Regions from separate parts of the Homo sapiens genome. Here region 1 is linked to region 2. Evidence: chromatin contacts called from ENCODE Hi-C or POLR2A ChIA-PET data. All regions are on one chromosome and are shown on one strand. Each heading gives the region's core, a stretch centred on a gene start or an enhancer-like site at or near the end of the contact. The rest is flanking DNA. Distances are from core to core; before and after follow the strand shown. Region 1 holds the start of FUBP1 (far upstream element binding protein 1). Region 2 holds the start of TYW3 (tRNA-yW synthesizing protein 3 homolog).

Evidence for each region. A loop is a pair of places that touch in the nucleus more often than their neighbours do. ChIA-PET counts read pairs that join two places held with the same protein, here RNA polymerase II (POLR2A). Pooled maps may share reads with other maps.
Region 1: a map of naive thymus-derived CD4-positive, alpha-beta T cell shows a loop between it and region 2 (6-fold over the local background). The contact joins the promoter of FUBP1 here to the promoter of TYW3 in region 2. A Hi-C loop is called at or near these places in 1 of 168 maps with a recorded cell type or tissue (naive thymus-derived CD4-positive, alpha-beta T cell), 3 of 37 single-sample maps with no recorded cell type and 10 of 50 pooled maps. POLR2A ChIA-PET finds 5 or more read pairs at or near these places in 3 of 52 experiments (CD4-positive, alpha-beta T cell, CD8-positive, alpha-beta T cell and naive thymus-derived CD4-positive, alpha-beta T cell).

What each region holds. Positions count from the first base shown.
Region 1 is chr1:77,975,654-77,983,329 of GRCh38, forward strand. FUBP1 (far upstream element binding protein 1) reads right to left here and starts at 3,419. Exons shown (of 20, transcript NM_003902.5): 1 at 3,232-3,419. The coding sequence starts at 3,351. It also overlaps a transcript of DNAJB4 not described here. RefSeq lists enhancers at 2,983-3,032, 3,103-3,152, 3,163-3,222, 3,233-3,362, 3,673-3,822 and 1 more.
Region 2 is chr1:74,730,063-74,736,568 of GRCh38, forward strand. TYW3 (tRNA-yW synthesizing protein 3 homolog) reads left to right here and starts at 3,090. Exons shown (of 6, transcript NM_138467.3): 1 at 3,090-3,356; 2 at 6,480-6,506. The coding sequence starts at 3,183. CRYZ (crystallin zeta) reads right to left here and starts at 2,988. Exons shown (of 9, transcript NM_001889.4): 1 at 2,894-2,988. RefSeq lists enhancers at 1,785-2,074, 2,670-3,380, 2,935-3,224, 3,605-3,704.

The sequences.
Region 1 (7,676 bases), core at 2,169-4,668, 3.2 Mb after region 2:
ATTTTAATTTTCCAATGTTCTAGAGACAGAAGTTGCTATTAGTACCACTGCTAAAGACCCAATCAAACAATCCCAATCTCTGGAGTTACAGCTTGATATACACAAAAATAAATTTCTTAAGTGCACAGGCTGGAAACCCTGAACTAAAGCAGCAATCTGGTGTCCCTGTGTTGAATTTAGCTCAGGATATTATAAAAATCTAAAAATTTCACATAAAAGCCAGAAAAAAAAAAAGAAGATTGGCAACTAAATGACCAGATGTCAACAACCAGCTAGAGTTAACATTACTGGCATTACCAGGTACGGACCAGGAATCATAATTACTTGTCCTGCTTTTCTGAATAACAACTATCCAGCTAAAAATACCAATGGCATCCCCACTGGTACAGCCTTTGAAGCTCCTTGAGAGCAGGAAACTATGCCTATATCTCTTCCTTCCAAAAACAAAAACAGCATAGTATTCTAGACAAAGAAAATAAACTTAGGATTAGTTGAGGATTCTAGAAACTTAAGTCAATATTCTCTTAAATACACAAGGAGGAAGTAGTTCAGATATTAACCTAACTTTTGTCTAAGTACGCTTCTGTATATTCCACTTATATCATCAGAGTAACAGCTACAACTGACATTTAGAGATATCATCAAATGTAATGGGTAATTCCAGGCAAAAACTAAAGTTAGGGAGCTCAGATTTAAGATCATTTTTATAAAGAAATCATTACAGCAAAGACATCAGGACAACTGATCTATTAGCATTATACAACAATAAATTTCACAATTTGCCAACAATTTCTATATTTTAAGAAGTATAAAGAAATTATGGCTTAGCCTAATAATAAAATCCAATTTTTTTTTTTTTGAGACAGGGTCTCGCTCTATGACCAGGCTGGAGTGCAGCAGCGTGATCTCCACTCACTGCAACCTCCACTTCCCAGGTTGAAGCGGTTCTTGTGCCTCAGCCTCCCAAGTAGCTAGGACTACAGGCACAGGCCACCAAGCCCGGCTACTTTTTGTATTTTTTGTAAAGATGGGGTTTCACCATGTTGGCCAGGCTGGTCTTAAACTCCGACTTCAAGTGATCTGCCTGCCTCAGCCTCCCAAAGTGCTGGGACTACAGGCGTGAGCCACCGTACCCGGCCTGAAATCCAATTTTTAATTAAAGCATTGCAACACAAGGTCTTCCAGTATCTGGATCCGCTTGTACCTTTCCTTGCCTCGTTTCACGTCCTCCCACCCCCATCTTCTAGCGACTTCACTTCTGGGTCCTTGCCATTCCCTCAAGTCCCCACACCTCTGCGCATGCTGCTTCTTTTCTTCACTGGCCAAACTCTCTTTCATTTTATAATGTCTTGCTCATATATCACCTTTACTTAGGAAATTGGGCATCCCCTCCTAACAAACTCTATAAACACTTATAAAGCAAGTGGATGAATTAAATATCCATATTTTGTCTGCTCTCGTTAAAGTATTAATCAGATAATCCTGTTCATCTGCATTTGGTCAAGGAACTATATCATAGCTTCTTAGTAGGAAACAATTCATGCATTAAAACAAACAAACGAAAAAAAACAAGGCCGGGCGCAGCGGCTCACGCCTGTAATCCCAGCTTTGGGAGGCCAAGACGGGCGGATCACGAGGTCAGGAGTTCGAGACCAGCCTGGCCAGCATGGTGAAACCCTGTCTCTACTGAAAACAAACAAACAAACAAAAAAAACACAAAAAATTAGCCGGGCATGGTGGCGGGCGCCTGTAATCCCAGCTACTCGGGAGGCTGAGGCAGGAGAATTGCTTGAAGCCGGGAGGCAGAGGTTGCAGTGGGACGAGATCGCACCACTGCACTCCAGTCTGGGCGACAGAGGGAGACTCCGTCTCAAACAAAACAAAACAAAACTCCAGTATCTACCTACAGTGTGCGATACCAATTAATCCAATGTGCTGGTTCTGGTAAAATAAAATAGTTGGTTCCAGTAAATAAAATAGTTCCCTTAAGTTTTACAAATCAATCTAATAAAACACGCTAAGAGTGTTTGTCATAGTTATATGCTTGTTGCTAAACATGTTCAGAATTTCTTAAATTACGTGGAAAAAACCGCAGAACTAATATTAATGATGACCTTTTGTTGACTACTCCTAGTATTTCTGGTTATAAAAAAGTACAGGTACATGTTTATAATGCGTTCACATTAGATGTGTTACAACGGATTTTATGAATTCTAATTTTGACTCAATGTTCCTTCAACTGTCCCGGTAAAAAGTTAACTAAGTGAACTCCTAATGCAACGAAAACACAGCACAACACTGGTTTCTAATTATCATTAGCTTAAAACTAGTAAAAAATGCCCAGCACCTAGTACAATATGCATAGTGTCACAGAGAATAGGATTCTTTTGCTTACATGCAAATCTATACCAACACCATACATTTTGAAATGTTAAATATATTAGGGGACTATCTAAGAATGTAAAGTTCAAATTAAGGTATCTTTTATTTTCCTGGAATACACGCACTATTTTAACAGCTTTCGTCTGGGAAAGTGGTGCCTTCAGGGCAAATGCACGCACTACGTAATACAAAGAGGTCTGGTCAGTTTACGACTCTGAACTGAGAGGCAGATTCAAATTGAAACCTCTGGTATAATGGGCCTGAGGCCATTTTGAGAAATAAGGGGGGCGGACTGGTGGAACAGACTGACACGTAAATCCCGCCCAGAAAAAGGCTGCTTTCAAGTCCCTTCCTTGTAGAGGTGTGACGGTGAATGGTACTGAAAGCGGTTTTAATTGCGAGAGAGAACGGAAATGAGCTGTAAAGGCTACTTTAATGATAAATCCCTTCCCTTGCTATGGCTCCAGGACAGACCCTAGTTCTTTCCCAAACTCATTACCAGAACCTTCCATTAAATTGTGTGAAACTAACTGCGCTTTATCCCCTGGAAGAGGATCTTTATCTAAACTAGCTCACTGGAGACACGCGAGTGCCGCAGAAGCGGGAGAAAGACTTCAGGCCTTCTTTGCGTAGCACGCGTCGGGGTTCTAAGTGGATTAGGCACCAAGAACACAAAACTGGGTTCTGGTCTCTAATCGTTATTACCAACATGGGGAAACGTGTCTCTTCACATTTCAGCCCGGAAGAACACCTCTTTCCTCTTCCTCATGCGCTTAAGGGTAGCGGCCTACTCAGTCAGCGGCCAATTACCGTGAGCTTTCGGGATTCCGCCGCGCGGTCCACACTTACCTGCCGGGCTCTCTGCAGTGCATCTTTGAAAGCGTCGTTAACTCCTCCACCACCACCGCCGCCACCACCGCCACCAGCTGAGCCAGAAGAGGGGGGAGGCACTGTTGAATAGTCTGCCATGGTTGCACTATAAGAGCCGCTGCCGCCTGTTCAGAGACTTCCTCTCAGCTAACAGCTAAGAAAGAAAGAAAATGGCGGCCGTCGAAGCTCTATTACATTCTTGCGCGACCATCGTGCCGTAAAGGGGCGGAGACTGAAGGAACAAAATCTCGCGATGTTTCCGAGGCAACGCGCTGGTGTGGGTTAGGGCTGAGAAAGAACGACAGGAACAGAGACGTCGCGAGGATTAAGTTTAAGACTTCGCGAGAACAGAATTTCTTTTGGCACCTCCTCTCCGCGCGTTCTTGGGGTGAGGCTGGGTAATTGTTCCTGCAGGGTGGTGGGTGATAGTGGCCAGTTGACTGCGACTGTGTTTGGGTGGTGGGAAGCCTGAAGAAAAGGTTGTTTCTTACCGGTCGCTGCCTCAGGGAGGTAGTGCGGTAGAATTTTCCGCTATGGGTCATTCTCGGTGTCCGCGGGGAAGGGCGTGACAACGACGGGCGTGACGGCGAAGCAACAGTGTCTCGAGAGCGCTGCCGCCCGGAGGGCGCCAGGAGAAGTGCGTCCGAGACGCCGCGCGGTGATGCTCCTGAAAACGTCTGCCCGGCGTAGCGGGAACCCAGCATGATTTTCAGGGTAGTAAAGTGTCCCTGTATTTTACTTACAGACTGTCCGATTTTTTAGTTTTATCACGAGGGTGGGTGTTGAATTCAGGCTGGAAGCCTGTTAGTTCTCGACCATATTTTAAGTTTTTTGTTTAAAATAATGTGGATGAGGCTCTAAAAGTATGACTGCCCTTTTCTTTATCCAAAAACGTGATTGTTCTTAAAGTTCAGTGTTAGCCAGATTTAATAACCTAGTATATGTATGTGTCCATGGCCATTTTTATTAAGGGTTTTTTTTTGTTTGTTTGTTTGTTTTGAGAGTCTCGCTCTGTTACCCAGGCTGGAGTGCAGTGGCGCGGTCTCGGCTCACTGCATCCTCCGCCTCCTGGGTTCAAGCGATTCTCCTGCCTCAGCCTCCCGAGTAGCTGGGACAACAGGCGCCTGCCACCACGTCTGGGCTAATTTTTTGCGTTTGTAGTAGAGACGGGGTTTCACCGTGTTAGCCAGGATGGTCTCGATCTCGTGACCTCGTGATCCACCCGCCTCGGCCTCCCAGAATGCTAGGATTATAGGCGCGAGGCACTGCGCCCGGCCTGTTAAGGTCTCTTAAGTTAAGAACAGCATTGTTTCTTGACCAAAATAGATTTTGTAGCTTCTTAGGCGTAGTTTCTCCCACCCCATCCTGTGGGTACTCAAATGTAAGATCATATTCTGAATTGTCATCACAGGACTAGGTATATATATATATATATGTGTGTGTGTGTGTGTGTGTGTGTGTGTGTGTGTAAATTGGTATTTTATGTTATGTACTTCAGTTACCAAGTAATGCCAGACATTTCTTCAGACCTTCTCCAACATATCGTGGCATGTAATTTACTGTGTTAATAGTAGTAAGCTCCAGGAATCGTGAGGATACTTTAGAAGTCTTACTCTTTATTATTGAGTATATCACAGTGACTTTTTTTTTCCAAAATTATTTGTTTAAATAACAAACAATGAGGTAAAATGAACTTTCTCGACTTTGTGGCATTTTGTCTTACTTGGTTAGGTCTAAAAAAATACTTTTTCAGCAGCTCTTAAGAGTAATTGTGAGAAATATATATATGCTGCATTCTTTCTGAAAACCTAAAAGTAATGTGTTCATTTGCTTAAGCACCAAAATAGCAGTTAATATGAATGTAGATACAGGTGAGCCATCATTTCCCTTTAATCAGCTTTTAAGGCAGTAGTATCCATTTATAGCTCTGATGATCTTTTTCAGTGTTCATGGCCATCCCTATAAATTTTGGTGGAATTTGCATTTGAAAAATCAGTGCACGTATGGGACTACAGATTTAATCATAATGTATAGAAAAACAGTAAAAGCAGTGTTGGGTGTGCGGCTAGGTAGAAATTTTCCAGTTGTATTTTGAAAATGTCTTGATTTTTTCATATTTTATTAATTAGGCAATACAATCAGATCTTTTGATCAATGTAATTTACCACAGTGCTATAATTTACCCTCAAAACAAATTTATGTATATCTCAATTTATTTTAGTTATCACTGAATATTGAAAATATGTAAGGACCTCAATTTTTTTTTTTTTTTTTTTTACATACTCGCTCTGTTGCCCAGGCTGGAGTGCAGTGGCACGATCTTGGCTCACTGAAACCTCAGCCTCCCAGGTTCAAGAGATTCTCCCACCTCAGCCTCTGGAGTAGCTGGGATCACAGGTGTGCACCACTATGCCTAATTTTTTTTTTTTTTGAGACGGACTCACCCTGTCACCCAGACTGGAGTGCAGTGGCATGATCTCGGCTCACTGTAACCTCTGCCTACTGGCTTCAAGCAGTTCTGCCTCAGCCTCCCGAGTAGCTGGGATGACAGGCACCCACCACTACGCCCAGCTGATTTTTGTATTTTTAGTAGAGACAGTGTTTCACCATGTTGGCCAGGCTGGTCTCGAACTCCTGACCTCATGATCCACCCTCTTTGGCCTCCCAAAGTGCTGGGATTACAGGCATGAGCCACCGCGCCCAGCCACAATAAAATTCTTGATAGCTTAATCTTTTGGAAAAATTAATGCTTGAGACAAAGGTTCTTTGTGAAAATATAAATAAACTGCTTTTTAGGATCTCTTCAGTGAAGCTGGGAGGAATATTTGGGGGGTTGCTAAGGTGTCATTCCAAACTTTTCAGTGTTCTTCAAATCTAATAAAAGAACAAACATCTTTAGTGTATTATACAAAAGGCCTCTTTGAATATTAATGGAGTATTTGTTTGGTCACTCCACACATTCATTGCCAGGATCTGTCCTTTGATTATGATCATGGGAGATATAACAGGGCATCATAGGATATATAGGAAATAGATTATTAATTTTTAGAGAAAAATTTGGAGCTCTCCACCTCTTCTTGTAAGACAACACTCCCAGCTTTCCATTACTTTAGGTAATAATGTTAGATTGAAAGTTTGGGACTCCTGAAAGCATCTGTCTTAAATAACTGGCCTTATCATCCGGTTCTTAAGTGAGTTTAGCTTATTCCATAGCATACATTACAATAATTTATAATAAAGCTGCTATATACAAATATGCACTAATATACTTGTAATTTCCTGTAAATTGATCCTATACTTGTTTCCTAGATGTTTCCAAACAGCTACCTACAAAACTTTGGTTTTACATGTTGCCTCAAAAACAAAATGTCTAAAATTCATATATTTACTGTTCTTATTCTCCCTTTTTTTGTGGTCAAAACATTTATTGTTTCTTTTCCTATTGGATCATATATTTAGATAATCAGTTCTTCTATTACATTTATCTTTTTCATTAACCTTTAGCTAAATAAATCCAGATTAAAAATAGTCTTTTCTCATGAAACTTAACCTGACTAACCAATTGCAGTGACCTTTTATTTATTCAGTGGTTACCCACATTGGCTACAGGGAGCTTTTAAAAAATATGAAAGGTAGGCTGGGCGAGGTGCCTCATGCCGAGGCGGGTGGATCACCTAAGGTCAGAAGTTCAAGACCAGCCTGGCCAACATAGTGAAACATCGGCTCTACTAAAAATACAAAAATTAGCTGGGCATGGTAGCGGACGCCTGTAATCCCAGCTACTCGGGAGGCTGAGGCAGGAGAATTGCCTGAACCCGGGACGGGGAGGTTGCAGTGAGCTGAGATCGCACCACTGTACTCCATCCTGGGTGACACAGCGAGATTCTGTCTCAAAAACGAAAGAAAGAAAGAAAGGTTAGCCCTAACTCCTACTCCCAGAAACTGATTTAATTGGACTATATGTGAATCCGTAAAAGCTTCCTGGGTTAATGTAGGGGTGGGTTGCCCCTCCACACCTGTGGGTGTTTCTCGTAAGGTGGAACGAGAGACTTAGGAAAGAAAAAGACACAAAGACAAAGTATGCTGAACCAGCGTTCAGCATATGGAGGATCCCGCCAGCCTCTGAGTTCCCTTAGTATTTATTGATCATTCGTGGGTGTTTCTCGAAGAGGGGGATGTGTCAGGGTCACAAGACAATTGTGGGGAGAGGGTCAGCAGACACGTGAACAAAGGTCTTTGCATCATAGACAAGGTAAAGGATTAAGTGCTGTGCATTTAGATATGCATACACATAAACATCTCAATGCTTTACAAAGCAGTATTGCTGCCCGCAGGTCCCACCTCCAGCCCTAAGGCGGTTTTTCCCTATCTCAGTAGATGGAACATACAATCGGGTTTTATACCGAGACATTCCATTGCCCAGG
Region 2 (6,506 bases), core at 1,840-4,339:
GATTACCATAAAAAAACTGTTGTAATAATAAAAGTAAAATTACTCTGAAATAGGATCTGTATCTTTCCCCCCCCACATTTTGGCATTGGCTAAGTTGGGAGAAAGGAATAAAGGAAGATGACTCATCCTACTGGATTTGGAAGACTCATCTGCTTTGCCCAGTACTATCTGACTACATTATCCTATCAGGCTTGAAAGTGATGGGGCATGGCCTGACCACACTATCTCCTACTTTGCTTCTGTTGATCTTATCTCCCACTGAGCCTTTAGCATTCTGATTCATCAGGCTCCAACCTGCACTCATTGCCTTTGAACTCACCTATCCACGGGATCATCATATGCTTCATAACGATGAAGCCTGTCAAAGGAGATTACACAAAGAATAAAATAACGTGGCATACTGATGGCAAATAGGATAATACTTAAAATCCTGTAATACCGGATTTCTTCTAAAAAGCATAAGTCTTCCACCTCCATTGACTTAACTGTTTTCAGAACAGGTAGAGAAGTTATTTAAACTATTATTTTATGCAGAAGTAAAAATAAAATCGCCATCCATTTTATGGATGAGAAAACATCACAAGAGGTTAAGAGACTTGGTCAGGGTCACACAGAAGCAAAGCTAGAACCCAAGTCCTGTAATTAAATGGTGTTAGCTGATTTTTTTCTTTACCATCCTTTTCATCTCACCCTTTGAGATGCTGGCATATAAGACCCTTTACTTCGTAGAAATAAACTTTACAATAGTGATAGTGAGACAGATTGAGCTAGAAAATGTGAAATCAAACTAACCTGCAGGTAGAATCGCATATTTTATGACTAAGGCATCTGCTTAGAGTTTGAAATTTCTCAAATGCCCACTAAGTCAGGGAATGCAGCAGAAATACAAAGGACATGATTCTATTTTTAAAAATGTATAAAAAAAAATTACTCCCTAGCATCGGATCCTTGTGAACAGGACAGGCCTTTCCATTGCTTGTGCTTTTTAATTAAACTATACTTCAAATAGGCCTTCCTGTTTATCAAATATAAACTTTTAAAAATTAAGAGTCCCTTGGTTTAATTTTTGGTTTAATTTTACCTCTGAAAGGTTGCCAATATGCCTTACAAATCTAGGAAATAGAAAATCTAAAATCCCTCTTCCAACAGTGATCTTTTTCCTGGCTATGCTTGTATCCATTTGATTTAAACGAAAATTAAAGGAATTGGGAAAATGTTAGGAGTATATTTTAACATAGGATGAACAGATCAAGTCACAAAGCCAGAGCAAAGGAACATTATGAGACAAGAGCAAAAGTAAAATTAAATAAGAATTCTGGCAAGAATTTTAAAAACTGAAAACTTAGAAAAAAAATCAATCATTACAAATTGTTCTGCTGCTAATACACAATGACTCATGTAAGCATATGGTTTATTATTAACCCAGAAATGTAAAAAAGGCAAGAATTACAAGTGGTCAGAGAAAGTCTCTTCCTGGCTGTGTGATCTTATCAGGTCACTTCTGTTCACTTGAGATAGGACGGGGTAAGAAGAGGGGAGGAGTTTAATAATTTCGGACTCCTCCAGGTTCCATGATCGTATGGAACAGGGCAGTCTGTTCCCTAATGCTGGAGGAGTAGAGCTTGGAGAGATTTGCTGCTGAACTCGCTGCGCTAACCAGACACGTAATCACAGTGGCTTCAGAGGGACTCGCACAACAATTTCCATTAGCTACGGACAAGCATTCCAAACTTTAGCCTTTAGGTTTAATCATTGACACACCTTCCCTGGTCACTGAGTCTCCTCTAGAAACTCAGTATAAACATCCAACGATGTGTTAACAGGGTGTTTTGTAATTTTCTTTTGAAGATTATTCTAGGTGGTGGGCGTCACAGGGTCAATAAAACTATACATTTCTCTCAAAGACTGCAATCCTGATGGCAAAGCTGGAGGAAGCTCCGGGAAACCTGTAATTGTGGGAATCCAAGACAAAAAATCCCCCACAGCTGGGCTGTGGGAAGGGGCCCTACCTAGGAGAAGAAATCAAATCCCCTACAGCTGGGCTGTGCGAAGGGGCACTACCTAGGAGAAGAAATCCCCTACAGCTGGGCTGTGGGAAGGAGCCCTACCTAGGAGAAATCCCCTACAGCTGACAGGTGGGCTGTGGGAAGGGGCCCTACCTAGGAGAAGAAATCAAATCCCCTACAGCTGGGCTGTGCGAAGGGGCACTACCTAGGAGAAGAAATCCCCCACAGCTGGGCTGTGGGAAGGAGCCCTACCTAGGAGAAATCCCCTACAGCTGACAGGTGGGCTGTGGGAAGGGGCCCTACCTAGGAGAAGAAATCAAATCCCTACAGCTGGGCTGTGCGAAGGGGCCCTACCTAGGAGAAGAAATCCCCTACAGCTGGGCTGTGGGAAGGGGCCCTACCTAGGACAAATCCTCTACAGCTGAGAGCTGGGCTGTGGGAAGGGGCCCTGGACAGACCGCTGGGCGCTGCTGCAGGAATCCCCAAACCCAGGCACTGGCTGCAGGGAAAAATCAAGCGGGTGACTGGCGGGGGGGGGGGGGGGGGGTGCAGCGTGGGGCTGGGGGACAGGGAGTGCGGGGGGCGGAGGCTGGGCAGGGGTAGTGCCAACGGACACCTCATGGTGTGGTAGCCTAAACTCAGAGCCTAAACGCAGGACCAGGGCTAGGAGCCCAGGACCAGAAGGCAAAACTTCCTACCTGATTTATGGATGGGAACTTGCAGCCCCTGGAGGGGAATGGCTTCGGTCTGGAGCTCTACGCACTAGTTCTCTGGGAGGACAGAGGGCAGGAAAGGGGTGCAGCCAAAATCAAACTCGGTTCCACTTGGACGAGCAGTGGGGAGATTCGCTGTCTAAACAACTAAGGAGAGTTTTTAAAACCACTTACCAGAATCTAGAGTGGGAATTAAAATCTGCGTGGGCTTCTTCAGATTCCACAGAAATGAGGACTGCCACACCTTCTCCAACTTTTGCAGGCTCCACCCAGGATGTGCGCCTCGCTCCACCCAGGATGTGCGCCTCTCTCCACCCCTAGGCGAAGGCACTAGAATTTCCCAAATTAAGAACGAAGAGGAAGTTTGGACCTTTTCGGCCACCGCTCGCTTCAATATGGCTGCCCCCAGGGAGAGACGAGGCTACCATGAAGGAGCCGAGCGCAGACCCTGAGTCCGTCACCCATGGATCGCAGCGCGGAGTTCAGGAAATGGAAGGCGCAATGTTTGAGCAAAGCGGACCTCAGCCGGAAGGGCAGTGTTGACGAGGATGTGGTAGAGCTTGTGCAGTTTCTGAACATGCGAGATCAGTTTTTCACCACCAGCTCCTGCGCTGGCCGCATCCTACTCCTTGACCGGGTGAGGCCCCTTTGCGCCTGTCCATCGCCTGCCTTCTAGTGCGAAACTTCAGGAGCCCTGTTCCCATCCAGTGACGACCGGATCCAGCATGTCTGTGTTTGCTCCTCTGAGGGGTGGTCTCTGTTTCTTTATATGTGAAATTTAGGGGATTAGATCAGTGCTTCTAAAAGTTTAACGTGGCTATTAATCAGCTGAGCATCTTTTAAAATACAGATCCCGATTCTTTAAGTGTAGGGTAGGGCCTGATACTGTGCATTTCTAACAAGTGCCCAAATGATGTTGAAACTGCTGACCTGGGAACTATCTTGTGTGGCAAAGTTTAGAAAATTTGATTTTATTATATGAATACTAAGGGAATCTAAAGACTTTGTAGCTTGCTAAGGTATTGAATGCCGGAATCCGCTCATCAACAGCTCTGGCAAATCATTGTTACTGCATGCTTGAACATCACCAGTGTTAAGGAGTTTACTGCCTCCTAGTGAGCCCCTCCATTATTACAACTCTAGTAGTTTTACGCAGAGAAAAGTACGATCGTATATAATTTAGGATGGTTAGACTTTTTTTTTTAACTTTATGATGGGTTTACAGGGGTAGTAAATGCATTTTGACTTACATTTTCCACTTATGACGGATTTATTGGGATGTAACCCCATCATAAATCAAGAAGCAGCTGTACAAGCCATACCTCCTTATTTGCAGGTTCAGTTACCCCAGTCAACAGCAGTCTGAAAATATTAAATGAAAATTCCAGAAATAAACAATTAGTAAGTTTTAAATTGCATGCTGTTCTGAGTAGCGTGATAAAATCTTGAGCCAACCAGCTCCTTCCAGAATGGAAGGTGAATCATCCCTTTGTCCAGAATATTCCACTATATATTCTTGCTGCCCTTTAGCTGCTTGGTAGCCTTCTGGGTTATCAGATCGACTGTGGTGGTATCACAGTGCTTGTGTTCAAGTAACTCTTATTTTACTTAATAATGGCCCCAAAGTACGGGAGTAATGATGCTGGCGATTTGGATCTGCCAACAGTAAGTTTTAAAGTGCTTTTTTGAAGTGAAAAGGTGAAAGTTCTTAAGGAAAGACTTAAGGAAAGAAAAAACAGCATATGCTGAGGTTGCTAAGATCTACGGAAAGAATGAATCTTGTCAGTGAAATTGTGAAGTGAAGAAGGAAAAAGAAATTGATCTGAGGTTTCAGGCATCCACTAGGGGGTCTTGGGACATATCCCCTGAGGATAAGGCTGCTTGGGAGTGATACTGCTTAGATTAAAAACCACGGGCTATGTGACCTTAGGAAAGCTATCTCAACTCTGCCCCTTCCTGTTCTATGAACTGAGGATAATAAAAAGTATCTGCTTTATAGGGATTTTGTGTGGAGAAAATAGGATAATTTTTTTTGAAATATTTGGCTTTGTGCCTGGCCCATGCACTGTAAAAGTTGGCTGTGTACTGATTTTATTCGTAGTATTGGCTTAAGAGCATGGAAGACAGCACATTGTTAGGCTCATTCTTTAGGTCCATTATTGACTGATCATTTATTTGCTGATCTCTCAAGTTAGCAGGGCCTGTTCATTTTTAAATCACTTCCATCACCTTCAGAGCAATGGCATTCTTGCCCACAAACTCTCTCTTGCCCCATTTCCATAACTCTGTCTCGCCTTGATTTTTGCAATGGTTCTCTAACAAGCCACTTAACTATTCTTCTCCAAACCATGTTTGACAAATTGCAACTCTGCTTATCTCTCACCTATGCTATGTTTTATTACACATTTTTCTACATCAGAAAATCCAAATGCTTACTCTAGTATACCTTTCAACCTTTTTTTCATTGCTTTTCTTCATCTTTAGCTAGTTACTGAAACTAAACTGTTCTTTTCATCTTGTATTTACTTGCTTTTGCTCATGTTTTTTGGCGGTTTTTTTCCTGAAATGTTTTCCTATCTCTGCATATCTGAGACATGATTCCCAAAACTCCCCTCTCCCACCTGAACCCACAAACACATACTACCTACTTGGAAGTAATGACTGCTTCTGTACTGGTTAGACTTTTATTTCTTATCTTACACCTCGTATTATGGTTTATTTTAAAATCTGCCTTATTTCAGTAAGGATTTGGGGCAACTTACAAACAGGCAACACAAGAAAAAATAAAAAGTGGGAAAATCTGGATAAAGAAAATATAGATAAGATGAAGCCAGCGATGGCATTAGTTGCCAATCCCACCACTAGATCCTGTAAAGTTGCTAGAAGTGGGCCATACATTTGGCTCTAAGATTCAGAGTAGCCAGCACAATGTCAGATACGTAAGTCACCATCACCGAAGTCATACAATGAAGTCAAAATATTTATTTAGGACATGCATAGCAATTCCCGGTTCCAAGGGCAGACAGCAGAGTCTCTTGTGGATCCATCGTATAAATTATAGTTACTTTGAGTATAGTGATTTCTGTTCATGTGGTTTCCTGCATCCCCTTTCCAGTGTCCTTGAGGGGTAGGTTCTGTGTATACCCAAAGTACCTAATAGAACTTTGCAAATAAACATTTGTTCAATTTAAGTTAATATTAAAATGTTTGCCTTCATGAAACTTTGACCTTTCAGTCTTAGCTCCATCCTTCAGGACTACATCTAAAGTCTAATTCAGAGGTCACAAATTTATGCCTCTAGAGACCAAGGAAGTATTATAAATGTGTAAACGGCATAGGTGACAATAAAGGGTAGTAGGTCTTGTGTGGAATTGGGACAGTGCTGTCCTACAAAAGAAATTAAAATTATTTTTTTTTCATTTTTAAATACTGTGCTAGCCAAATAGCTAGAGTACAACTCAGGTGCTGCTAGTATTATCCCTTATACTAATCCCTTTTTTTCTTGCAAAATCATGACCATATTTCAGAAGATGTTTATCAAGTAGTTTTACCTTTCACATAATTTTCTACCTCAAGTTATTTGGGCTCATTCTTATTCTGGGTTAACATTACCCAAAAACATACCGAATTGTTTTTATTAATACTTAAAATCCTGACTTGGGATTATTAATTTAAGAAAGCCTACAATATACTATGCATTATGCTTATTATTTTTGTAAAATATTATATGAAACTTAAATTATGTTATTTTTTATTTTAGGGTATAAATGGTTTTGAGGTTCAGAAA